2 separate regions of the Homo sapiens genome follow, and region 1 is linked to region 2. The links are chromatin loops, found by intact Hi-C in ENCODE. Cell type or tissue: CD14-positive monocyte. All regions are shown on one strand. Each heading gives the region's core, and the rest is flanking DNA. Links, peaks and the distances in the headings are about the cores only. Region 1 has its middle 34 kb from the start of ACTN1-DT. Region 2 overlaps DCAF5 (DDB1 and CUL4 associated factor 5).

The links. A loop is a pair of places that touch in the nucleus more often than their neighbours do. Peaks named below come from ENCODE experiments on the same cell type or tissue, not always from the same donor. Only the 100,000 strongest peaks of a DNase experiment are listed, where the experiment ranks them.
Region 1: a loop joins it to region 2, with 2.0 times the contacts of the local background. A loop is called at or near these places in 7 of 110 quality-filtered maps.

The regions. Positions count from the first base shown.
Region 1 is chr14:69,005,417-69,022,476 of GRCh38, forward strand. No RefSeq gene overlaps it. Among named protein-coding and RNA genes, the nearest start is that of ACTN1-DT, 34 kb to the left of the region's middle. RefSeq lists enhancers at 1-652, 8,818-9,780. In CD14-positive monocyte, for the core only: no CTCF peak of the experiment used is centred there; a DNase peak (open chromatin) is centred at 8,765; H3K4me3 peaks cover 1,233 bases; H3K27ac peaks cover 3,784 bases.
Region 2 is chr14:69,086,907-69,094,906 of GRCh38, forward strand. It overlaps DCAF5 (DDB1 and CUL4 associated factor 5), which reads right to left. Exons shown (of 9, transcript NM_003861.3): 6 at 4,768-4,981. Among named protein-coding and RNA genes, the nearest start is that of DCAF5, 62 kb to the right of the region's middle. RefSeq lists a silencer at 6,966-7,260. In CD14-positive monocyte, for the core only: CTCF peaks have their summits at 3,442 (motif pointing left) and 3,662; no DNase peak of the experiment used is centred there.

The sequences.
Region 1 (17,060 bases), core at 4,321-12,320, 77 kb before region 2:
CTCTCATCCCAAGGGTACGTCCTTCGGCAGCTGGGCTCATTTATTCCTCACACTGGTTTCTTCTAAGTAGGGAAGTTTCTAAACCTTTCTGTGAAAAAAGAAAGAAATCCTGCAGGGAAAGGGGTTCAAACAGGTTGTACAACCCATCCCCAGAGTCTGATTCACTTGGTGTGGGCGTGTGCCTGAACTCTGTATATTAAGCAAACACCCTGGTCTTACACCGAAGACCCTCTGCTGACCTTATGAAAGAGACTGTGTAAGAAATGCAGATGCCTGGGCCTCACCCCAGAGATCCTGATTCCACTGCCTCTTCCTTGCCTTGTGGCTTCACCCACTTCCAAACCCCCTGATTCTGGTGTGCTGCCAGGGATGAGAGCCACGGACTTACCGGGTGCTCAGGGAATAAGCATTGACCTGAATGAAGCTGCTGGGTTGACACAGGCATCCTTCCGGGAGGGGTGAGTCATTCAGCCATGCTGCCAGCTGTGAACAATTCAGTCTGGGGAAATACAAAGAGACGTGGTCCCTCTCAGAGTTTCCATTCCCACATGGAAAGCTGGTGCTGGGAAGTGGCTGGGCAGCCAGGCTGGGCGCTGGGAGGAGTGCAGGGTGAGGATGAGAGAAGGGCTGTACCCACACTATGCTAGGCCGACTCCAGGCACTGGCTGTGTCCAGCTGGTTCAATCTTTCCAGCAAACCTGCGAGGAGGGATGTCATAGGTGAGGAAACCAGGTCTGCAGAGTTGAGGTGTCTGGTCTTGAACCCACGTGTGTCCTAACCATGACATGGTCCTCCTCCAGGAACTGTGCGGGGGCAGAAAGAGGGCTCAGGGATCCAGCCTCAGGCATTGGCCTCAAGGGATACGGTGGCAGGGGTGTCTTAGAAGCCTGCTGACCAAGGGTTAGGATCTCTCCATCAATTGGTGGCTGAGGGTGAATCCCACCACCTCCGCCCTCCACCCATCCTCTGTGTCTCATTCCACCTACTCTGGCCTTATCACCCCTGCCAGACTGTGAGATCCAGTGGAGGGGCCAGGCCAGGCCCCTTATCCACATTTATTGCTCACCCCCACCTCCCCAGTTCGGGGCAGGCCCTCAGCAAATCAAGTGCTAGGGCTGTGAGTAGCGGGAGAGTTCTGAGGGGACCCAGGGACTGCAAAGTTAGAGGCAGCCCGGGGTTGGAGAGGCAGCATAGAAAAGCCAGTGGTCCAGAACACAACCTGCCCAGCCTCGCTGAGTGGCCCTGGGCTGGCCACTTCACCTGCCTGTGCCTCAGTGTTCTCATCTGTAAATGGAGAGATTCATTGCACCTCACTCATAGCATTGCTGTGAGAAACAAATGAGGTAAAGTACGCAAGGCGCCTGCTACGTCACAATAAGTACATTATTGAAATACTGTTTGAACCCTGGCTATCATTATTGTCACCATTATGTTGTTACTATTATTGGTGCCTATTTCCCAGTTTGGCTCTGGGCAAGCAGTTACAGGCACCAGTTACGGACCTTGGACTTTGAGGTGGGCTCCTGTCCTGGACTTTTCTGGTCTTCTTTCCAGTCGTGGGGATGGTCAGGCCAGGTGACATTTACAGTCAAGGACCTTGGTGGATGTGGGATTTGGAACCCACTAAGCCAGTGGCGCTCAGCCTTGGATGCCTGTTAAAATCACCTAGGGAACTTCAGAAAATCCTGATTTCCCATTAAATAAAAATCTCTGGGGGTAGGACTCAAGCATCAGGATTTTGTAAAGCTTCCCAGGAGAGTCCAGCAAGCAGTCAAAGTTGGGAACCAGGGCTCCAAGAGAATTTCTCATTCACAGGAAAGAAAATCCTTTGGCAGCAGGAGACTGGGCTTGGGAGTTAGAGGAGTTTAGCCCTTGACCTATCAGCTACAGGACCTTGGGTAAGTTACTTACGATCACTCAGACTCAATTTCCTCATTTACAAAGTGGGGGATGGTACCCACCTAGCAGTTAATGAATAGCATTAAACTAAAGAGGGTGTCCGACACAATAGGCATTTAATATATATTATTATTATAGTCCTTAATGGGTTATCCTTCTAATATGTCCAAGGAGATATTACAACACACACACACACACACACACACACACACAAATCAGTGTTCAAATTCTGTTTCCAGGCCAGGCGCGGTGCCTCACACCTATAATTCCAGCACTTTGGGAGGCGGCCAAAGCGGGCGGATCACCTGAAGTCAGGAGTTCGAGACCAGCCTGGCCAACATAGTGAAACCCTGTCTCTACTAAAAATACAAAAATTAGCCAGATGTGGTTACAGGTGCCTGTAATCCCAGCTACTCTAGAGGCTAAGGCAGGAGAATCACTTGAACCTAGGAGGCAGAGGTTGCAGTGAGCCAAGATTGAGCCACTGCACTCCAGCCTGGGTATCGGAGCAAGACTTCATCTCAAAAAAATAAAAATAAAACCACAGTGCTGTGGCTGTTCTGGTGGAAGGGCTGACCTGGTACTTTGGGAAGTGGCAAGAGGCCACACCCACAGAACCTGCCTGCCATCCTGGGCCAGGACTACTGTCTGAGGTGAGGGTGGGAGCTGAATTGCAGGGAAACTATCATTCAAGCTTTTGCCTTAACAGACAAATTATGGTGATGGCTACCTTTCCTGAGTTGCCACCATATAGCAAGCATATTACATATTCTCTTGTTAAATTCTCCCAACATCCCTAAGATTTAGGTATTAATGCCCCTAGAGGGAGTATCTTTGTTCATTATTCAAAAATATTTATTGAGGGGCCAGGTGCAGCGGCTCACATCTGTAATCCCAGCACTTTGGAGGCCAAGGCAAGAGGATCAGTTGAGCCCAGCAGTTCGAGACCAGCTTGGGCAACATAGTGAGACACTGTCTATATATATATATATATATATATATATATATATATATATATATATCCCTTGCCATGTGCTTGGTCCTTTTTAGAAGCTGGGAATTCAGCAAAGTCAACAAAGCCCCTGCCTCATGGGGTTTATGGTCTAGTGGAGAGGACTATATTCCTTGAATAATCACAGGTCAATGCAGCAGAAGGTTTTTGGCAACATGCCAGATTGCACTGTTTCAGACAGCCCCTCTCTCATTACTATAAAAATGCTGTATAAAATACAAGAAAAACACTTGAACATACAAAGCTGAGCTCAAGAGAAAGGAAAACCCCAGATTCCAGAAATAGTTCCAAGAACTCAAAGCCAGAAAATGGAGTGAGAGCTAAGCCTCCGGTTTGTGAGGTTTTGACTAGATATAGGCCCTAAGGCCTAGAGCCCAGAGTTCTAAAGCCCCTTCAAAAACAGGAGGCAGCCCCAGGCTGTTTGAGGCAGGAGAGTTGGAACTGATCCAGCTGAATACAGCTTGGAGCCTTGAGGAGTATCCCAGTCACAGAAAAGAAAGGCTGGAAAAACTACCAACTGGGCCTGCAGAAGGAGCAACAGTTTTCTCACTGTAGAAGTCTTGGGTGGGAGAAAAGTTCACGTGAAAGATGGAAAGGCCAGGCCTCCCTCACTTGGAGGAGAGAGATGGACTGCTCCCGCCTCATCCCCTGCTTTGGCATGCCACTGGTCCCAGGATTCCTATGCCAAAAAGTTAATCTAAAAGTTAGTCCAGAGGCCGGGTGCGGTGGCTTACGCCTGTAATCCCAGCACTTCGGGTAGCTGAGGCAGGCGGATCATTTAAGGCCAGAAGTTCGAGATCAGTCTGGCCAACATGGTGAAACCCCTTTTCTACTAAAAGTACAAAAATTAGCCAAAGGTAGTGGTGTGCCCCTGTAATCCCAGTTACTCGGGAGGCTGAGGCAAGGAGAATCAACCTCACCCAGGAGGTGGAGGTTGCAGTGAGCCAAGACCATGCCACTGCACTCTGGCCTGGATGACCGGAGACTCTGTCTCAAAAAAAAAAAAAAAAAAAAAAAAAAAAAAGTTAGTCCAGAACCTAGGGCCCTGACAGAAGCAAAACCCAAGGTACTCTGTACATTTTCACAACCCAGCCTCACAGGCATTCCACAGCAAAAACAACCTTCCACTGGAAATGAGTTTCCCAATTGAAAATTACAAATCACACAGGGAAACAAACCACCATAAGAGATAATCAGTAAATACAAAACCAAAGCCAAACCAAACCAAACCAATCAGAATTCATCCCCTAAGAAGCAGGAGTAGTAGAGAAACCTGAAGTTATAAAATAAATAGGTTAAATAATTCTAGAGAATTTTTAAATAGAAAAGAAATAATAATAAGAAACAAGATAATATTAAAAAATGTTGGGAAACAAATCAAACAAAGTTCTAGAAATGAAAAATACAGCTTTAAAAATTATTTAGGGCTGGGTGCAGTAGCTCATGACTGTAATTTTACCCAGCACTTTGGGAGGCCAAGGTGGGCAGATCACTTGAGGTCAGGAATTTGAAACCAGCCTGGCCAACATGGTGAAACCCCTCTCTACTAAAAAAATACAAAAAAATTAGCCAGGCATGGTAATCCCAGCTACTCTGGAGGCTGAGGCAGGAGAATTGCTTGAACCCGGGAGGCGGAGGTTGCGGTGAGCCAAGATTGCCCCATTGTACTCCAGCCCAGGCGACAAGAGCAAGACTCCGTCTCAAAAAAAAAAAAAAAAAAGGATTATTTATTAAAATTAATGGATTAAACAGCAGAACAAGATGGAGCTAAAGACACGCTTAGCAAACTGGGTGATGCCTCTGAAAAAAATCACCCTCTCAGCAGCACAGCAAGAACAGTATGGAAGCAATTGTGGCTAAGAGACATAGAGGGAAAAATGAGATCAAAGAAGAAATGAGGAAGGAGCAATATTTAAAGAGAAAATGGCTGAGAATTGATCAAAACTAAAGAAACACCTAAATCTTCAGTTTAAATAAGCATCTGAAGACTTAAGAATACATAACACAAATTCACACCTTAGGAATGTTAAAAGGTAAACTGAAGCACATTAAAATGTTAAAGAGTTTATTTGAGCAAATAGCAACTCATGAATTGGGCATCTCTAAAACAGAGGGTTTTATAGGGTGATTTTAAAATAGACTTTTTTTGTTTGTTTGTTTGTTTGAGATGAAGTCTCCCTCTGTTGCCCAGGCTGCAGTGCAGTGGAACAATCTCAGCTCACTGCAACCTCCACCTCCCAAGTTCAAGTGATTCTCATGCCTCAGCCTCCCAAGTAGCTGGGATTGCAGGCGCCAGCCACCACACCTGGCCAATTTTTGTATTTTTGGTAGAGACAGGGTTTCAGCATGTTAACCAAGCTGGTTTCAAACTCCTGACCTCAGGTGATCTGCCTGCCTCAGCCTCCCAAAGTGCTGGGATTACAGGCATGAGTCACTGCACCCAGCCCTAAAACAGAGACTTCAAAGCAGGCTTGGGGCTCTGCCAATGGGGTACAAGGGGAAGGCTTTTATAGGGTGAATGCAGAAGAGAGCAAAAAAATTATTTGACTGGTTAATGTTTGAGCAATTGCCTTATTCAGACTATCCTATGGGAATTTCGAGATGATATAATATACACCCAGTTGGCCACCTGTGATTGGCTGAACTTAAGTTTCATTTTCTTGTTCTTTTCTTTTTTTTTGTTTTGTTTTGTTTGGTTTTTGAGACAGGATCTCACTCTGTTACCCAGGCTAGAGTGCAGTGGCACGATCACAGCTCACTGCAACCTTCGCCTCTTGGGCTCAAGTGATCCTCCCACCTCAGCCTTCTGAGTAGCTGGGACTACAGGTGCACACCACCATGCCTGGGTAATTTTTTTTATTTTTTGTAGAGCCAGGGTTTTGCCATGTTACCCAGGCTGATCTTGAACTCCTGGGCTCAACCATCTGCCTGCCTCAGACTCCCAAAGTGCTGGAATTATAGGTGTGAGCCACCACACCTGGACGGTTTTATTTTATTTTTAATTTTTTTTATCTTTTTAAACATTTTCATTATTTTATTTTTTGAGTAAGGGTCTCACTCTGTTACCCAGGCTGGAGTGCAGTGGTGAGATCGTGGCTTACTGTAGCCTTGACTTCCTGGACTCCAGCGACCCTCCTGCCTCAGCCCCCCAAATGGCTGGAACCACAGGCATGCACCACCATGCCCAGCTAATTTTTGTATTTTTGGTAGAGGTGGGGTTCTACCATGTTGCCCAGGCTGGTCTCAAACTCCTGAGCTCAAGTGATCCACCCACCTCAGCCTCCCAAGGTGTAGGTGTGAGCCACTGCACTGGGCCAATTTTCTCTTTAATTTTGAATTAGGATTCAGTTTACTTACATAAGAACCTAGGACTTTAAAACCACCTCAGTCTAATGACCTTCTACTTAATTATTTTAATGGAAGCTCAGTGGAAAATCGGGAGAACAACAAAGATAAACAGATAAATAGTACAAAGTGCCATAGTTCTATGAAGAAGGGAACACAGCCCCCAGAATAGCATGTAAGTAAGGACGGGGGAGCAGATGAGGTGCCCATCTTCCCCAGAAGCCAGGGAAGGTGTGATGGTTAGTTCTACCTGTCACCTTGGCTAGACTGTGGTACCTAGTGGTTTGGTCAAATACTAGCCTAGTGGTTCGGTCAAATACTAGCCTAGATGGTGCTATGAAGGTATTCTTTATATGCGGTTAAATTTTTTTTTTTTTTTTTGAGGAGTCTAGCTCTGTCACCCAGGCTGGAGTGCAGTGGTAGAATCTCTTCTCACTATAACCTCCGCCTCCCAGGTTCAGGTGATCCTCCTGCCTCAGCCTCCCGAGTAGCTGGGACTACAGGCATGTGCCACCATGCCCAGCTAATTTTTGTATTTTCAGTAGAGACAGAGTTTTACCATGTTGGCCAGGCTGGTCTTGAACTCGTGACCTCAAGTGATCTGCCTGCCTCAGCCTCCCAAAGTGCTGGGATTACAGGTGTGAGCCATCGTGCCTGGGCTATATGTGGTTAACTTTTACAGTCAGTAGGCTTTCAGTAAAGCAGATTACCCTCCATGATGTGGGTGGGCCTCATTCAATCAGTTGAAGGGCTTAAGAACACAGGCTGAGGTTTCAGAAGAAATTCTGCCTCAAGATTGCAACATCAAACCCTTGCCTGGGTTTCCAGCCTGCTGCCCTGTGGATTTTGAGCTCAAGATTGCAACTTCACTCTTAGCTGAATTTCCAGTCTGCCGACCTGCCCAATAGATTTGGGACTTGCCAGCCCCCACAATCACATGAGCCAATTCCTTAAAATCAAAATCTCAATCTCTCTCTCTTCATATATATATTTAGGCAACCAGGCTGATGAGGCTGTGAGTGAGGCCTGAAGGCTGAGGAGGTGTTAAGTATACACAGAGGAAGGGAAGGGGGAAAGCTCTGTAGAGAGAAGTAATGGCTCATGTCCAGGCAATGAGTCTGGAGGTAGAGCATGCAGAGCCTTGAAAGAATTGGAGGCTTTTCCCCAGGAGCAAGTGGAAGCCTGGTGGGGTTTTAAGTGGGGTATGTCCACAGTGCCAGCCGTGCCAGGGCTCGGGTTCTAACCCATGTCTCCTTGGCCCCAAGTCCATGCCCTGTCCCAGCACCACCCACCTCCCTCCTAAACCAGTGGAATATTTGCTGTTATTTGTTGGTCCAGCTTATATTCTGCCCTTCCTTTGAAAGCAGGGCCCAGCTTTGATTTTTAGGGGGAATCCTTCTCTCCTTGTGCACAGTCTTGCTGGGGCTGTCATTCCAGCTTCCTCCCCTGGGACTCTGAGTTCTGAGCAGAAAGACCCAAAGATGGAATAAGCAAGTGTGGGGGGCAGCAGCTGCTATGAGAGTGGTGTGAAGCTCCTAGTTGACAGGTTTGTCTCCATTACATGCATACATACATACACACACACACACACACACACACACACACACACACACACACACATATATATGTATTTTTTTTTTGAGATGGAGTCTCACTCACTCTGTTGCCCAGGCTGGAGTGCAGTGGCATGATCTTAGCTCACCGTATCCTCCACCTCCTGGGTTCAAGCGATTCTCCTGCCTCAGCCTCCCAAGTAGCTGGAATCACAGGCACCTGCCACCATGCCCAGCTAATTTTTGTATTTTTAATAGAGACGGGGTTCCATCATGTTGGCCAGGCTGGTCTTGAACTCCTGACCTCAAGTCATCCACCTGCCTCACCCTCCCAAACTGCTGGGGTTACAGGCATGAGCCACCATGCTCGGCCTCCATTATATATTAAAATAAACCTCTAACCATGACCCCCCCTAGAGTGATTTCGTGTTCAGTAACATTTGGAATGGCTAAGTGAGATGAAGGCAGGTCCTTATGCAGGAGTCTCGGGCTCCCAAATAACACTCTGGTCGGAGCTGGCGATGGTCCTGCATGCTGCAGGATGTATCCCGCTCTCTTTAATGTGAAGCCTCTTTAGCCTTATTAGTTCCTATGTATATTTTCCACTATGAGGCCCAAAACAAGACTGTGGGGGGCCTGCATGCAGGACTAGGTCTGGGTTCTCTGTGTGCCCCTTGACCAGCACTAACCAACCTGGCCCCTCGACAGCCTAGCACTGGGGCCAGATTATCGAGAGGACATCTCCTGGGAAAACAGGCCCGAGCTCCTTGGGGGCAGGCAGGGCTCTGGATTTTATTATCTTCTTATCTTCAGTATTGTGCCTGGCACTAAGGGGCCCAGTTCACATAATGCAAAAGAGGGAGGGACAGAGAAAGGAGCTTCCTCATCTTCTGCCTCTGAGAAGAGTGAATACACAGGAGCCCTCTTGAGCAAGGCTGGCATGCAGCCACAGTGTGTGGGTATGCAATATGGATTGTTTACATATGCAAGTGCTTCCTTCCTGGTTGGTCAGTAGCCACCGTCCTGAGGCCCCACAAGTGTCCCCAGTGCACTGGCTGCTGTGATGCCTCCTCAGGAACCACCCTCCGCCCCGCCTCCAGGACCCTGCCCCCATTCCTCAAGCTGAAGTTAGTTCTGTTCAGTCAGTGCCCTTGCAGGCCAGGTGCTCTGTGGAATATCACCCCTGCTCATGGGTCTCCTGTGCCTGGGAGGCCAGCCGTTTCTGGCTGAGCAGTTGGTCATGGAGATGGGCGCAAGAACCACTCAGCTGAGACCACTGAGGCAGACCTGTACAAGAAGAACCAATGAAATTGGGTGGCACTTGGCACGCCTTCCTGGGTTCTCACACCTGGGCAGCAGGTGGCACAGTGCTTTTGGGAGGTGCCGTACTTCCTTGCTATGTTGGAAAAGGCTTTGACCTTAGAATTAGAAGGCCTGGGTCCTCCTCTCACTCCGAATGTCGTAGCTGTGGGGCCTTGAGGAACTTTCCTGGCTTCTCTGAGCTCCTATAAAAATACCCCTTGCACAAGGTTGCCGGGGGAAGAACATATTGAACACTTTGGATCTCAGTCCCTCGCCTCAAGGTCCTGTGCTAAATCCAGACCTGTAAATATAGCAGTGAAGGATCTGCCCCCGCCTGCTGCTCCCAGAAGTACTCCTAGTCCCTGGTGATGGTTACCAGGCTGCCGGGCCGTAACCAGGTACTCCCTGGGCCACTGACAGAGCCTTCTCTCCTCTGAGGGCCTGTGGGCAATGAGCAGAAAAGGGGGTGGGGGCCTCTGCCCCACACGCCTTTCCTCTGCCCTGCCTGGTTCCTGGTGAATGTGGCTCATTGCCGGGAATTGTGGGTCACCCAGACGAGGACTCATCATTGTGTAGTCAGCCTAGACTTCCTCCAGCCCCATCCCACACTACACTCACACACCACACACTCAGGCACACACACTTGCACATTCCCAGACACTCACATACATGCTCACCACTCACACCTCCACACCCACACTCACCCCCATACCCACACTCACCCCCACACAGACATGCTCACACACATTCCTACACAAGAACATGGAAAAACCCTAAGTGCAGTACATGAAAGCATTTTAGGTTGTTCACACATTTTAAACATTTACGGTTACAATTTATTCTAATACGCAGTGGAGAAAAATGACAAACCTATCAAACTAGGAATTTCACAGCAGTGATTATTTAGGACAGGGCTAAAATAGATAGGACAAGACGTAAGTGAAAAGGATACGCTTTACACTTTGGGAGGCCGAGGCAGGTGGATCACCTGAGGTCAGGAGTTCGAGACCAGCCTGACCAACATGGTGAAACCCCATCTCTACTAAAAATACAAAAACTAGCTGGGTGTGGTGGCGTGTGCCTGTAATCTCAGCTACTTGGGAGGCTGAGGCAGGAGAACTGCTTGAACCCAGGAGGCAGAGGTTACAGTGAGCCGAGATCATACCATTGCACTCCAGCCTGGGCAACAAAAGTGAAACTCTGTCTCAAAAATAAATAAATAGGCTGGGCACAGTGGCTCATGCCTGTAATCCCAGCACTTTGGGAGGCTGAGGCAGGTGGATCATGAGGTCAAGAGATCGAGACCATCCTGGTCAGCATGGTGAAACCCCCTCTCTACTAAAAATACAAAAATTAGCTGGGCGTGGTTGCGTGCGCCTGTAGTCCCAGATGCTTGGGAGGCTGAGGCAGGAGAATCACTTGAACCTGGGAGGTGGAGGTTGCAGTGAGCCAAGATTGTGCCACTGCACTCCAGCCTGGGTGACACAGCGAGACTCCATCTCAAAAAAAAAATAATAAATAATAAATATATATAAAAAAAGGAGATGCTTTAAAGGGAAATGTTGAATAAATCGTGGCAAAAGTTGTGAAAATGCTACCCAATGACCCTCAGCTTTCAGAAGCCCATGGTGATGGGAGTGCAGGGCTGGGGGCTCTGCATGGAGCATCAGGGACAAGTATTAGCACCCGGAGGTGCAGGAGGGGCTGCCAGCCCAGAGGGAGATTCTGGGAGCAGAGGGAAATTTTCTTTTGTGCTTATTTAGCTTTCTGTCCCTACCTTAACAGTCTTTGCTTACTCCAAGTTTGTGAAGATAGTCTCTAATGTTTTCTTTTAGAGGCTTTAGAGTTTTAGCTTTCATGTGTAGGTGTATAAAAAAATTGAATTAATTGTTGTGTATGGTATGAGATGAAAGTCAAGATTCATTTCTTCTATATGAATAACTACTTGTTCCAGCACAATGTATTGATGTAACGGCCCTTTACCCATTGAATTGCCTTGATATCCTCATCAAAATCAGTGGATTGTATTTTGTGTGCTGTTTTTGAACTCTCCTGTCCCATTGATGTCATTGTTTATCCTTTCCCAGTACCACACTGTCTTCATTATCATAGTTTTATTGTCTTCAAATCAGGTAGTGTAAGTCCTGACATTTTTTCTTCTTTTCCAAGATTATTTTGGCTACCCTAGATCCTTTTTTTTGTTTTTTTGTTTTTTTTGTTTTTGAGACAGGGTCTAACTCTGTTGCCCAGGCTGGAGTGGAATGGAGTGCGATCACGGCTCACTGCAGCCTCAACCTCCCAGCCTCAAACTATCTTCCCTTCTCAGCCTACCAAGTAGCTAAGTAAGTAGCTCAGACCACAGGCACATGCCATCATGCTTGGCTTTTTTTTTTTTTTTTTTTTTTTTTCTGTATTTTTGTATAGAGACAGGGTTTTGCCATGTTGCCCAGGCTGGGCTTGAACTCCTGGGCTTAAGTGATCCACTCACTTTGGCCTCACAAAGCATTGGGATTACAAACGTGAGCCACCATACCCGGCCCCTTTGCATTCCTTTATGCATTTTAGAATTAGCTTGTTTTGGCCAGGCACGGTGGCTCACACCTGTAATCCCAGCACTTCGGGAGGCCGAGACGGGCAGATCACCTGAGGTTGGGCGTTTGAGACCAGCCTGACCAACATGGAGAAATCCCGTCTCTACTAAAAATACAAAATTAGCTGGACGTGGTGGCTCATGCCTGTAATCCCAGCTACTCGGGACGCTGAGGCAGGAGAATCGCTTGAACCTGGGAGGCGGAGGTTTCTGTGAGCTGAGATCACGCCATTGCTCTGCAGCCTGGGCAACAAGAGCGAAACTCCGTCTCAAATAAAAATAATAATAATAATAAATAAATAAATAAATATAATAAATAAATAAATAGAATTAGCTTGTTTTGATGGGATTTTGATTAGGGATTGCATTGAATTTAAGGAACATTGATATATTTATAATATTGATTCTTTCAATCTATTGAAAATCACATGAAGTGCCTAGAAATGATTTAAATGAAAGACGAGCAAGACCTGTATACACATTGCCGAGAGAAATTAAAGACCTAAGTAAATGGAAGGATGATACAGCATGTTCATAGAATGCAAGAATCAATAATGCCCACTTTGGGCCTAATCCTCCCCTGCCTCTCCACCCCACCCCCCCAACCCTCCCCTGCCTCTCCACCCCAACCCCTAACCCTCCCCTGCCTCTCTACCCCACCCCCGCAAACCTCCCCTGCCTCTCCACCCCACCCCCACAACCCTCCCCTGCCTCTCCACCCCACCCCCAACCCTCCCCTGCCTCTCCACCCCACCCCCGCTAACCCTCCCCTGCCTCTCCACCCCATCCCCCTAACCCTCCCCTGCCTCTCCACCCCACCCCACCCACCGCCCACAGCATTGACCTTACAACTGAAAAGTCAGGCAGTCTCAGACATACAGCATTTTTTATCCGTAAAATGGAATTTGGCACATTTGCCTTGACTAGTTCATATATTCATTTAAATAAGTTGGTTACTAGGCAGGCCTCTGTTATGAATACATGCCCTTCTTTTGAGAAGCTCAGAGAAAAGTATAAAGTTCATTCTACAAAGGCAGTTTGGGCTAGATGTGGTGAGGACATAGAAGTCACCGGGAAATGAAATATGTGAAATCATTTTGAAGAATAAATGGAGTTGCTAGAACTTATTAAGCACTTAGAATATTCTAGGTACCATGCCAACTGCTTTACATACATTATTTTATCTAATTCTCACAGTAACTGTATAGGCAGTGATTCTTGAAGTATAGATTGCTGACCCCGACGGTCCCCAAGATCCTTTCAGGGGATCCACAAGGCCAAAACTAGTTTCATTATAATACTGAGATTTATTTACCTTTTTCACTGTACTGACATTTGCACTGATGGTGCAAGAGCAATGGTAGGTGTTATGGTTTGAACATGTCCTCCAAAACTCATGTTGAAATTTAATTGCAATTGTGACAGTATTAAGAGTTGGGATCCTTAAGAGGTTATGGCGAGGGTGGGCTAGTTATGGTGGGAGCAGGCTCCTCATAAAGGCATGAGTCCAGCGCCCTTCCTTTCTCTGTCTCATGTGCTTTCTTGCCCTTCCACCTTCTGCCATGGGATGACACAGCAAGAAGGTCCTCAGCAGATTCAGGACTCTCAATCTTGACTTCCCAGCCTCCCTTTTAAGAAATGAATTTCTTTTCTTTATACATTACTCAGTCTCAAGTATTGTTTGATAGCAACAAAAAATGGACTAAGCCAGTGGGTAGGACTGCTGGTGACTGAGCAGAAATCAAGGCAGTGGCACCAAACTGTACTAATGATCGCTGCATTCTTCACCACACTTGCAGGAAAAATATTCATTTCACTAAAAATGTTATTAGGAAAGCAGTAAAAATTATTAATCTTATTAAATCTCCACCTGAGTCCATGTCTTTTTACCATTCTGTGCAAAAAAGTGAGAAATACACAGAAAGCACTTCTAGCAAATTCTAAAGTACAATAGTTGTCTTAAGAGAAAGTACTTGTGAGCTGGGTGCGGTGGCTCATGCCTGAAACCCCAGCACTTTGGGAGGCTGAGTTGGGCAGATCGCTTGAGTCCAGGAGTTGGAGACTGGCCTGGGCAACATATAAAAAGATACAAAAAGTAGCCAAGCATGTTGGTGCATGACCGTTGTCCCAGCTACTCCAGAGGCTGAGGTGGGAGGATTGCTCGAGCCTGGGAAGCAGAGGTTGCAATGATCCAAAATCCCATCACTGTATCCCAGCTTGGGTGACAGAGTGAGACCCAGTCTCAAAAAAAAGAAAGAAAGAAAGAAAAAGAAAGAGTACGTGTACTTTTGTATGATGTATGATTGTTTGAGTTGCAAGCTAAATTAGTCACTTTTCTCATGGAACATCATTTTTACTTGAAAGAATGCCTGCAGACAAACTATGGTTAATCAATCAGATTTGAATACTGGATAGACATTTTCTCAAAAATAAACAAATGAGACTGCCACTTCAAGAAAAACAACTGACAGTATTTATTGCCAATAATAAAATATGAGTTTTCTTTTTTTCTGTTTTTGTATCCAGCTGAAAAATTTGAGTTTTCAAGTGAAAATTAGAATTTGGGAAAACTTGTGTCTACCATGTTGAGCCTGACAGCTTCCTGGTACTGACAGACTTTTCTGATGAGATTGGTGGTAATATTAGCCATATGATTATTCTGTGTTGAGAATAAAATGTATCAACTTTTGGAAAACTGGCATATTCAGTAAATCAATACTTCCCAAATGCCTAATGTAAAAAGTTACAAAATCATGCATAGGTAAAAGATCCACTTAAAGTAGATTTTATTTTTATTTTTTATCTTTTTTTTTTTTTTTTTGAGACCAAGTCTTGTTCGGTCGCCCAGGCTGGAGGGCAGTGGTGCAATCTAGGCTCACTACAAGCTCTGCCTCCCGGGTTCACGCCATTTTCCTGCCTCAGCCTCCCAAGTAGCTGGGACTACAGGCGCCCGCCACCACGCCCGGCTAATTTTTTTTTTTTTTTTAATTTTGTTTAGTAGAGATGGGGTTTCACCGTGTTAGCCAGGATGGTCTCGATCTCCTGACCTCGTGATCCACCCACCTCAGCCTCCCAAAGTGCTAGGATTACAGGCATGAGCCACCATGCCAGGCCTATTTTTTATGTTTTTTGAGACAGAGTTTTGCTTTTGTTGCCCAGGCTGGAGTGCAATGGTGTGATCTCAGCTCACTGCAACCTCTGCCTCCTGGGTTCAAGCAATTCTCCTGCCTCAGCCTCCCAAGCAGCTGGGATTACAGGCGCATACCACCATGCTTGGCTAATTTTTTTATTTTTATTTTTAGTAGAGACAGGGTTTCACCATGTTGGTCGGGCTGGTCTCAAACCCCTGACCTCAAGGGATCCACCCACCCCGGCCTCCCAAAGTGGTGGGATTACTACAAGTGTGAGCCACTGTGCCTGGCCAGACCCATGGAATTTAATGTAACAGAGTATGGAAAATTTATTGACATAGGTGCAGATTTCGTATGGCAACTGACTCTAAAAAACTGCCACTTACTGACTTTTGGTGTAGGGCCAAAGAGTATCTATAATAATTTGAGAAAACTACTAAAATACTCTTCCCAACTGTACATTTGCATGGGGTTGTATTTTCTTCATATACTTCAATTAAAAGTACATATCTCAACAGATTGAATGTAGAACAAATGTGAGAATGTAGAACAAATGTGAGAAGCTATCTCCTATTAAAGAAATTTGCAAAAATGTAAAGGAATATTCTTCTTGGTAAATATTTTTGTTTGGGAAAATAGAAATAACTATTTATTTATTTGTGGAGACAGAGTCTCGCTCTGTTGCCCAGGCTGGAGTGCAGTGGCGCAATTTCATCTCACTGCAACCTCTGCCTTCTGGGTGCAAGCAATACTCCTGCCTCAGCCTCCTGAGTAGCTAGGACTACAGGCGCCCGCCACCACGCCCAGCTAATTTTTTGTATTATTTTTTTTTGTTAGTAGAGACGGGGTTTCACCATGTTGCCCAGGCTGATCTCAAACTCCTGAGCTCAGGCAATCCGCCTGCCTCGGCCTCCCAAAGTGCTAGGATTACAGGCGTGAGCCACCACGCCTGGCTAAATAACACCTTAAAAATTAAAAATAGGCCAGGTGTGGTGGCTCATGCCTGTAATCCTAGCACTTTGGGAGGCTGATGTGGGAGGATTGCTTGAGGCCAGGCGTTTAAAACCAGCCTGGACAGCATAGTGAAACCCCATCTCTACAAAAAGAAAAGAAACAAATTAAAAATAACTATGTTGTTGGGCGTGGTGGCTCACACCTGTAATCCTAGCACTTTGGGAGGCTGAGGCGGGTGGATCACTTGAGCTCAGGAGTTCAATACCTGCCTTGGCAACATGGTGAAACCCTGTCTCTATGAAAAATACAAAAATTAGCCAGGTGTGATGGTGTGTGCCTGTAGTCCCAGCTACTTGGGAGGCTGAGGTGGGAGGATCACATTAGCCCGGGAAGCAGAGGTTACAGTGAGCCGAAATCATGCCTCTGCACTCCAACCTGATCCTACAGAGTAGACCCTGTCTCAAACAAACAAACAAACAGTTATGTCAACATGTAATGGGTTTCCTATTGTGATTTTTAAACAAATAAATAAATATGTTTTAATTTCTCAGTTATGTTTCTAATATAGTAAATATATGGATAATACATGGATATAACCGGCATAAACAAAAACTCTTTGTGGTCCTTAATTGTTCAGAGAATAAAGGGGTCCTAAGAGGTGGAAGTTTAAGAACTGTTTCCTGGGGGGTAAACGTTATTAACCAAAATCTGTGGATTAGAAAACTGAGGTTTAGAGAGGTTTAATGCTTGTGCAGGTCACATAGCCAGTGGGTAGGGAAGTCACAATCCAAGCCTTGCTCACTCTACCACAGGAGGCCACCTTGCAACAGGTCAGCAAGCAAGGGAAAGCCCTCCTGAAGCACAGAGAGATCTAAGTAGGAGATGCTGGAGGCCCTGAAGAGGCAAAGAGCACATCTGGGGTGGGGTGGGGGATCTGCACAGGGAAAGGAACCAGGGAAAGCCTCTCAGAACAGGTGACACCCACGCTGGGATTGGAAAGACAAGTAGGATTTTGACGGTTCAGAAATCATGAGAGACTCCACAAATCAGTATGCTTTATCTCAACCACATCCAGACCTGGGACCAATGAGGACACTCTGATTGACTCTGTTTTGTTTTGTTTTGAGACAGAGTTTCGCTCTTGTCACCCAGGATGGAGTGCAGTGGTGTGATCTCGGCTCACCGCAACCTCCGCTTTCTGCGTTCAAATTATTCTCCTGCCTCAGTCTCCCAAGTAGCTGGAATTACAGGCATGCACCACCATGCCCGGCTAA
Region 2 (8,000 bases), core at 1-8,000:
AGTGCTCAGGTACGCCAGTGCTCAGCCTTTTCAAGAAAATCTTATACTTTCTCCTTTTGTGTACATCCTACTTTCAGCAAGATGTAGGGACTATTAGACCAGGCATCATATGAGACTAAAGCAAGAAATACTTTAAATGATCAGACTATCCAGTTCGAGGCAAACATGCTTGCTAGACTGAAAGACTTGCTTACCAGAAGCCTGAGCCATTCTATTGGACTCACAATCTAGGACAAGAGCCATTTAAGGAATTGTGAAAGAGAAGGAACAAGAGCCAAGTGCTGTCTTATATGTGCATGCCAGAAAAGCCAGCAGGTAGAATACTGGCATTCTTTTTTAACCCTATTAAGAGACTCGCTCACTGAGTATGTAGAGAAGTGTATGAAGCTTAGAAGACAGAATGTACCCAGTCAGGCTTCAGGGAGAAAACAAAACAAAAATCCAAGTAGGAAGTGAAAGCAAGAAGAACCTTTGGGCTCAGGTAGCCTCCAAGGAAAGGAATGCTGTTTTACTGCCAGAGTCCGCACTATATTGCAAGACTAGAAGGTAGGCTTGCTTTAAACAAAAAAAGTAAAAAAGTGTAAGCCTTTAGTTAAGGCTAATTGCTTCTGTTGATACCCAGCCAACCTGATGTCACTTTTGTCACCTGATCTGATGCTAGAAGTTATCAAACTTGAATAATTATAATATACTAGAAAGAAACAAACTATGTATTTGTAGCCAAAAGGGGGGAAGACAGATTGTATAAAGGGCTTTGAGTGCAAATCTCAAAGAGGGTACCATCTGGCAATGTTATGTGAATGTATCTATCACAGCATCAGGCATACAGTAAATGCTCAGTAAATATATGCTCTCTTATTTTAAAAGATGGAGGAAGGAAAAAGACATGAAGTTAGGAAGCCTTCAGCAGGAAGCAGGAAAAAGGAACTTGTCTCCATGAGTTAGTGACAGACCATGGCACTAAACATGAGAAAAAACATCTTGCTGAATGAAGCACAGAGGTTTCAAACTGGTGGATCCAGAGCAGAATAGGTATGGTGCACAGATTTGTTTCATCTATACAATAAAGTATGAATTTGTTGTAATATTTTAAAACCAAGAGACCTTACATAAAAATCTTTATTTCTGTCCTCTCTTGAAAAAAATCGGAGGCCCTGACAACAACGGGCTAAAGCTGTACAGAAGCTGGCCCATTTAGATGGGATGTGGGCTCTCCACAATCCCCACCACTCCTTAATGTTTACTCCTAGCCCAATCCACTTATTTTTGCTGCCTGTCTTGCTCCTGTCCGCAACAAGTTGTGATCATTTGTACAGTGAAAAGGGGTCTCTATTGAGAGCCCAAAAATCTGGGTTCTAGCCCTGGTTTGCCTACAAACTTGTATGTGTTGTGACTTGTGACCTCTCTGAGACTCAGTTTACTCATCTGTGAAAGAAAAGGTTTGTATAAAATGATCTCTAATAGCTCTATAATTAGAATTCATCTACAGTGGTGGCAATGAGCATGAGGGAGACACAAAGGAGGTTCAGATATTTCACACTTTATTCCCCAAGTCTAATTTCTTGAAATGTTAATTTTATTTTGAGGCTAATGAATTACCTAGTGAACCTAGGATAGTTTAAAAAGAAGTACACGTACTCTGAAGAATATCTGGGTCCATCTGTATGGACTGAATAATCTCATAATTAAAAGCCAGATGACTGTCTCAGATAAATAGGATCTCTTACTGCTTTTCTCATCCATGTTCATTCCTATTACGGAAATTCTCAGATTCCTGTCTGGGATGGTTACCCAGCCTATGACTAAATGAAAAGTTCCAGAACACAGAGCCTCAGGCTGTGGGTGTTCTCAGAGCACACAGGAATGAGGTCAAATATAAAGCCCAATATAAGGAAAAGGCAGGCTATGGAAACTGAAAGCAGAAAAAAAGATTCTGTCTAGACTCATCAAAGAATATACATGTCAGTCCTGCAGGTCACACTGTAACTGTGACAACTGCTGCCTTGAGTGTGGAAAGTCAGAGCCTATAAATCACCTTTGAGACATGTTCTAGGACTGGGACAGTAAGTCTGACTTCTTGTGCACACTTAAAAAAAACTATAAGTTCAGTAGATTAGTTCCACTATAAATCCATTATTTAATTCATCCTCCTAATTGGATGAATTATTTAATTCATCCATCCTTCCAGGCCTCTGGAAGTTGAACAGGAAAAATCATACTTATCAATCCTGATTTACAGTTAGAGAAGACTTAGGCCCACAAAGCTAAATACCACACATTGACCAACGTACTCAAGATTTACTTCAACAAATTTTTATTGTGTTCTCACTGTGTGCCAGGATTTGGAGACAAGACAATGATGAATTAGCTACATTTCTTAGTCCCTAAGGAGTCAACAAAAAAGCCAAATATAAATCTCTGTATTTTATATACCTCTAACTATTTCAGGAATATGAACAGACTTTTAAGACTTTAACTCTGTTAACTGACCCAAAGTTAGATTCAATGACTTTGCATCTTCTTTCAAGGAAAACCACTTACCCCAGCCAAAAAGAAGTCTTGTCTGTCAGAGAGAATAAAATACCCATAAAACTCTTCCCATAGGACAAGTCACAAATAATAAATTAGTCAAATCTAAATAGAGAAAAATCAAAAGCCATTCAATACTTTTATAATTATATATAAACTGAAAGACAGAAACAATGATATCTTTGATGTATATACCTAGGACTATCACAAAATACCTTCTGTGGCTCTGCCTATGACAATACCTGCCCCAATGCATCTGAGCAAAATGGGTAATTATAATCCGGATCACAGGTTCTCAACCAGGGGCAATTTTCCCCCCAGGGGACAATGTCTGGAGACATTTTTGGTTGCCTGGAGGATAACTTAGGATGATATTACCGGCTTCTAGTAGGAAGAGGCTAGGGATACTGCTAACCATCTTATAATGCATAGGACAGCTCCACACAACAAAGAACTATCTAGCCAAAATGTTAACAATGATAAGGATGGGAAACCATGGTCTAGGTGCTTACATGTTGGCTAGAGGTCTTTGTTCTGGGTCTTCTAAGGTCCATGAAGATAGGCTTTGTTGCTAAACACAACCTGAAGAAAATCACCTTTCCCTCAGCCTCTGGTTTCTGGAAATAAAGCCTAGTAAACTATTAATATCACCTTCACTGCATGCTCTATTATTCAACAAAACAAGAATTACATGCATAAGAAGTTGACAAAGGATAGGAAATCAACAAAAGCAAAGAAAGAAGGAAAAAAGGAAGAGAGGGAGAGACTTGATTGTCATTTCCACAGCCAGACAAAGCTAAATCAACCATTCTGTATATCTGTTCTATTGAGAGTCTGATCGCCTATAGAAACTGTTTCTTCCCACCCAAGAAACAAATTCCCTGCAGTGCCATACAGGTATATACAAATTAAGTCATTCAGGTACTGTGGGCACCCCAAGGAGACATCACTGAGGCCACCTAGTGGTCTCCAGTATGGATCTCAGCTAAGTAGGCCCTAAGACTCCAACATGAGTATAAATTCTGAATTTGGATATATAGTCTCTATTTATAAGAGAGGAAATCTCTAGTTCAGAAAACTTAAAAGAACATTCTCATCTATCTACACGCAAGACAATTCAACAGGCATTTATTCGGCTCCTATTACATCTACTAATCCTTAAACTATGACATTAGGAAGCCTCTAGCAACCCCCATCTAAGGAGAAAAATCCTAGCTTTTACTTCAAAAAGCGAGGTCTTGCCAGTTTCTCAAAGAAATTTTTCTTTTATGCCTCTTTTATATTTCTTTTATGCCAAAAATAACTCTAAAGAGGTGGGGTACAGCATATAAGAATTTTAAGTCAAAATTTGACATAGTTGACCCAAAGATAAGAACACTAAACATTAGCGAGAGACTAAGGTTTTTCTTTTTCCCAATCTATATGTGAAATAGCAATAAGATTTGTTGTGCTTGAGAATAAAAAATTCTATTTGTTTATTTGATCAGTCTTTCCTTAGATTTGTCTTTCTTCCCATTTGTCTTTCCTCGGCTTGGTGACCCAGATTAGCCCAACTGGTCACTGACACTTCAGAACTTCTATGGTTAAGACAGAAAGGTGCAAGAAGGCCAAGTATATTCTTAAACTGCCAGCTTTAAGTCAACATCAGCATCTCCATTCCTGGTGAGACTCAGAAAAGGCTGGAAACTCACAGCTTGGGCTCTCCATTTCCAGTTGTGATGCTGGCAGTAAAAAGAAAAAGAGTCAGCATCTGGCTCCCTCTCAAACAAAGCTGCTTACCCCATTTCATCCAAGAAAAAGATGGCATCCCAAGAGGCCATTCAAGATACATGTCTCTTGGATGGTACTTAGGGTGTTTCATTCATCATTGTGTTTTATTGGTTTCTTTTTTTTAATGTCTCTCTCACCAGCAGGCTAATTTTCCATGGATTCCCTCTCCTTTCTTCTGAAATGGCACATTCTTAGAATCTTAAAATCTGTTCACAAACTTGGCAGAGCTAGGTGGCTCAGAACCATATCGTGGCCAGCCTTGGTTTATGGTGTGTGCCTTGTATTTACCCATTGACAGCCTTGATAAAGAAACTCACTATTATTAAGTCAGAACATCTCCAGGCACTCACTGTTTCCCCTTAATTGTTTCTACCTGACATAATGGTAATGAGAAATAAAGACCAGTATAGAAAGAACAATCAGAAAGAAAAGCATAAGTGTGAGATGCAGGAGGCAGACAGCATTTACCTGGTCACGATCTCCTGCAAAACAGCAGCTTTTCATGGTGCATGAGTTGAAGTAACCCTGATTGTCAAACTGAAACACAGGCAGGCGGGAATGGATGTCATAGAGCACAGGGGGCAGGCGTCGCCTCAGGGCCAGGAGCTGGGTCCCGTTGCTGTTGAATCGTACACTCATGGCACTTTGGAGGGACAGGTTTCCACCATAGCGCAGGAGAGAACTGGAAGGCACAAGGCACAGGAATCAGGCATGAGATAGGCTAAACAAGAGTCTGAAAAACACATGTTTGCCTATGACCTCCTGTCAAGCTTGCATAGCTGAATTTCAGCAAAAGGATATTTCTGTGCAGTGGCTAGAATAATGAGGGTAGCAACGCTTCCTTCGTTACTTTAAAACAAGTTACTTCAATTGTCAGTTCTCTTGCTCAGTCTCCAAAAGATGAATTACCAGTAAAGTTACAAGAAAAGGATAACAAAAACATCTTGAAAGAAGAGACATATTAAAATAATGATTTTCTTTACCCAAGCTAACTGCACAACCAAAAGCATACTCGTCAAGACCCTGAGAAGTGGGTTGTATCCACTCTAACTGGGTAGTCATGGACAGTGTTTAAGCAATATAGTCATCCTTCATATTAGAGATACAAGAACCATCAGTAAAAACAATAGGCCGGGTGCAGTGGTTCAGGCCTTTAATCCCAGCACTTTGGGAGTCTGAGGCAGGAGGATCACTTGAGCCCAAGAGTTTGAGACCAGCCCTGGCAACATAATGAGACTTTGTCTCTACAAAAAAATTAAAAAATTAGCCAGGCATGGTGGCATGTGCCTGTAGTCCCAGCTGCTCAGGAGGCTGAGGAGGGAGCGCCACTTGAGCCTAGGGGGTTGAAGCTGCAGTGAGCCATGGTCACGCCACTGCACTCCAGCCTGGGTGAGAGAACAAGACTCCATCTCAAAAAATTGAACAATAGAAACTTGTTTATAATCGATAATTTGTCAATCATAATCATTTCATTACTTAATTTTGAATTTTTAATCTGTTCACAAAGAATTTTTATATTCTATATAGCATGATAATAAGTATTAAAGACAATTCTTAAATTTAAATGCAGAGCAAGCAGTGCAACAATTAGAAAAGGAAAATGACTTGTTTTCCTTTACAATTCCCCACAAGTTTATATGTAGCTTTAAAATATACTTTGGTTAATATATAGAACTTCATTTATCTAGTTTCACTAAAGAGTACTATGTTCTGGTTCACCTAATATTCTTCTGCAGTTTCATAAGATTCACATTTTTTAAAAAGTTTCACACAGTATGGTTCTAAATAATTTCTTTTGATGACTCAGAAGGTACTTTCAACATTATAGTGAACCAGGATGGCCATGAACATTAACAAGTATATACAGTACTAATTTTTAAAGGTTGTTGGGGGTGGTAAGTGTGATCTTTCAGGCAGTAAAGATCACTATTTTATTACAGAGGGATGACTGCTCATAGTCCATGTCAAAACCAAGTTTTATTTTGTATGTTGGGTTAATTTTTGGAGCACTGAATTACTGGCAGGAAAGTGAAGTATATATGTTGGGGACACTGTAGACACAAGTGCCACATCAGAACTCACTCTGTCTCATGCAGACATTATTGTCATGGATAGGTAGTGATCCCAGTAGTTTTAGAGAAAAAAGTTTATAAATTCTGGAGAATCACAGACCTGAAAAGGGCCTCAAGATGCCTAAATTAGAGCCTAACAGATTTATCTGAAACATTTTAAAGAAGTTTTAATCGCATTGTACCAAGTGAAAAAAGAGCTATATATTACCAGAAGAGAGTTAATATTGAAGGAAGATAACACATTTTCTTTTTTTGCCAAGAGAATGGTGGGGAAAATTAAGTGGACAAGAAAAGAGCTATCCTATCCTATGGGAAGGGAAGCCCTGAAACCACAGTACAAAGGCAGCTGCCAACCTAGCTTGGTCACAAAAACAGCCTGTACCAACACCAGCCCCAGTCAGTCCTGTGTCCCCCAAAGCAGTCTTCTCACCAAAGGAAGGAATGCTCTGGTAGTGCAGCTATGTGTGGAAACAAGCCTTGGGCAAAACAACCTGTAATCCTTTTAGGATTGGAATGAAAGTAAAGAGGGAAGACTTAGAAAACCCTCCCTAGAATTCCAGACATCAAGGAGGGGCCTGGTATCCCTGCAGGCCCCAAGTAGTAATCCCTGCAGAGAAATGCCCTTATAATGGTCCTAAACACAGGCCACACTCTCTTGCATACAGAAAATGAATGACAGGATTGTTAGAGACCAGGCATTTCCTTTACAGGGTGCTGTGGCTGCGACAGGCATGTGGTGTTATCTAAACACTGAACTCAAAAACAATGAGAGGCTTTCAATCCAACATCAGTATGGAGTGTGCAAATAAACCAGCATTTGTAGGACTGACTAGGAGTTGGGGGTTGGAAACAAGAGTCAACAGAAAGAGACTTGGCCAGCCTCACCACCCATAGCAGCAGGGGTTTGCAGCAGCTCAGGCATCCTTGAGAGGAAAGCTAGGGCCTCTGGCAAACACCCTTTCCATCTGTTAACAGGAACTTCCTCTGCCCATTCTAGTCAGGCCTGTAGAGGAGTCTGCCCAGGACAGGCATGTGGGCCATCCCAACCCCACCCAAGCTCCCTGACCCACCATCTGCAGTCTGATCACACTATAGGAATTTGGTTGTGGGCTCCAGGATAGTAACTAACTTTTCTCTTGCCTATGCTTCTGGGCAGGGAACTCTGACCTCTCACACAAAGAAAGTACAAAGGAATCTCACTCCTAGAATGCTTAGGGGTGCTATTTAAAGAGCAGCAGCCACCAACACTGAAAACTTCATGTTTTGTCACAAAATTCTATTCCTTCCAGAGGGATGAAATGACACCTGAAATCCAGAAAGTAAGTTACATTAACTGTAATTTATCAGCAGGGGTCTACAGCTGGCCACTCCTGCTGAGAATGATAAGGATGATCTGGTTTGCCGGGAAGGCAAAGCTTGGAAGCAGTCTGCCCTCATAGTCAAGATACAAAGATGATGTCAAAGATTCTGGCTTCAAGTGTAAGATGCATGAAAAATCATCTAGGACTTTAAAAAATGTAGATTCTCAGGATTCCCACCCCCTGTCCCCCACAATATTCTAATTCAATCTGGGAAGTGGGCCCAGGTATCTGAATTTAACCAGCAACACCAGTTAATTGTGATACAGGT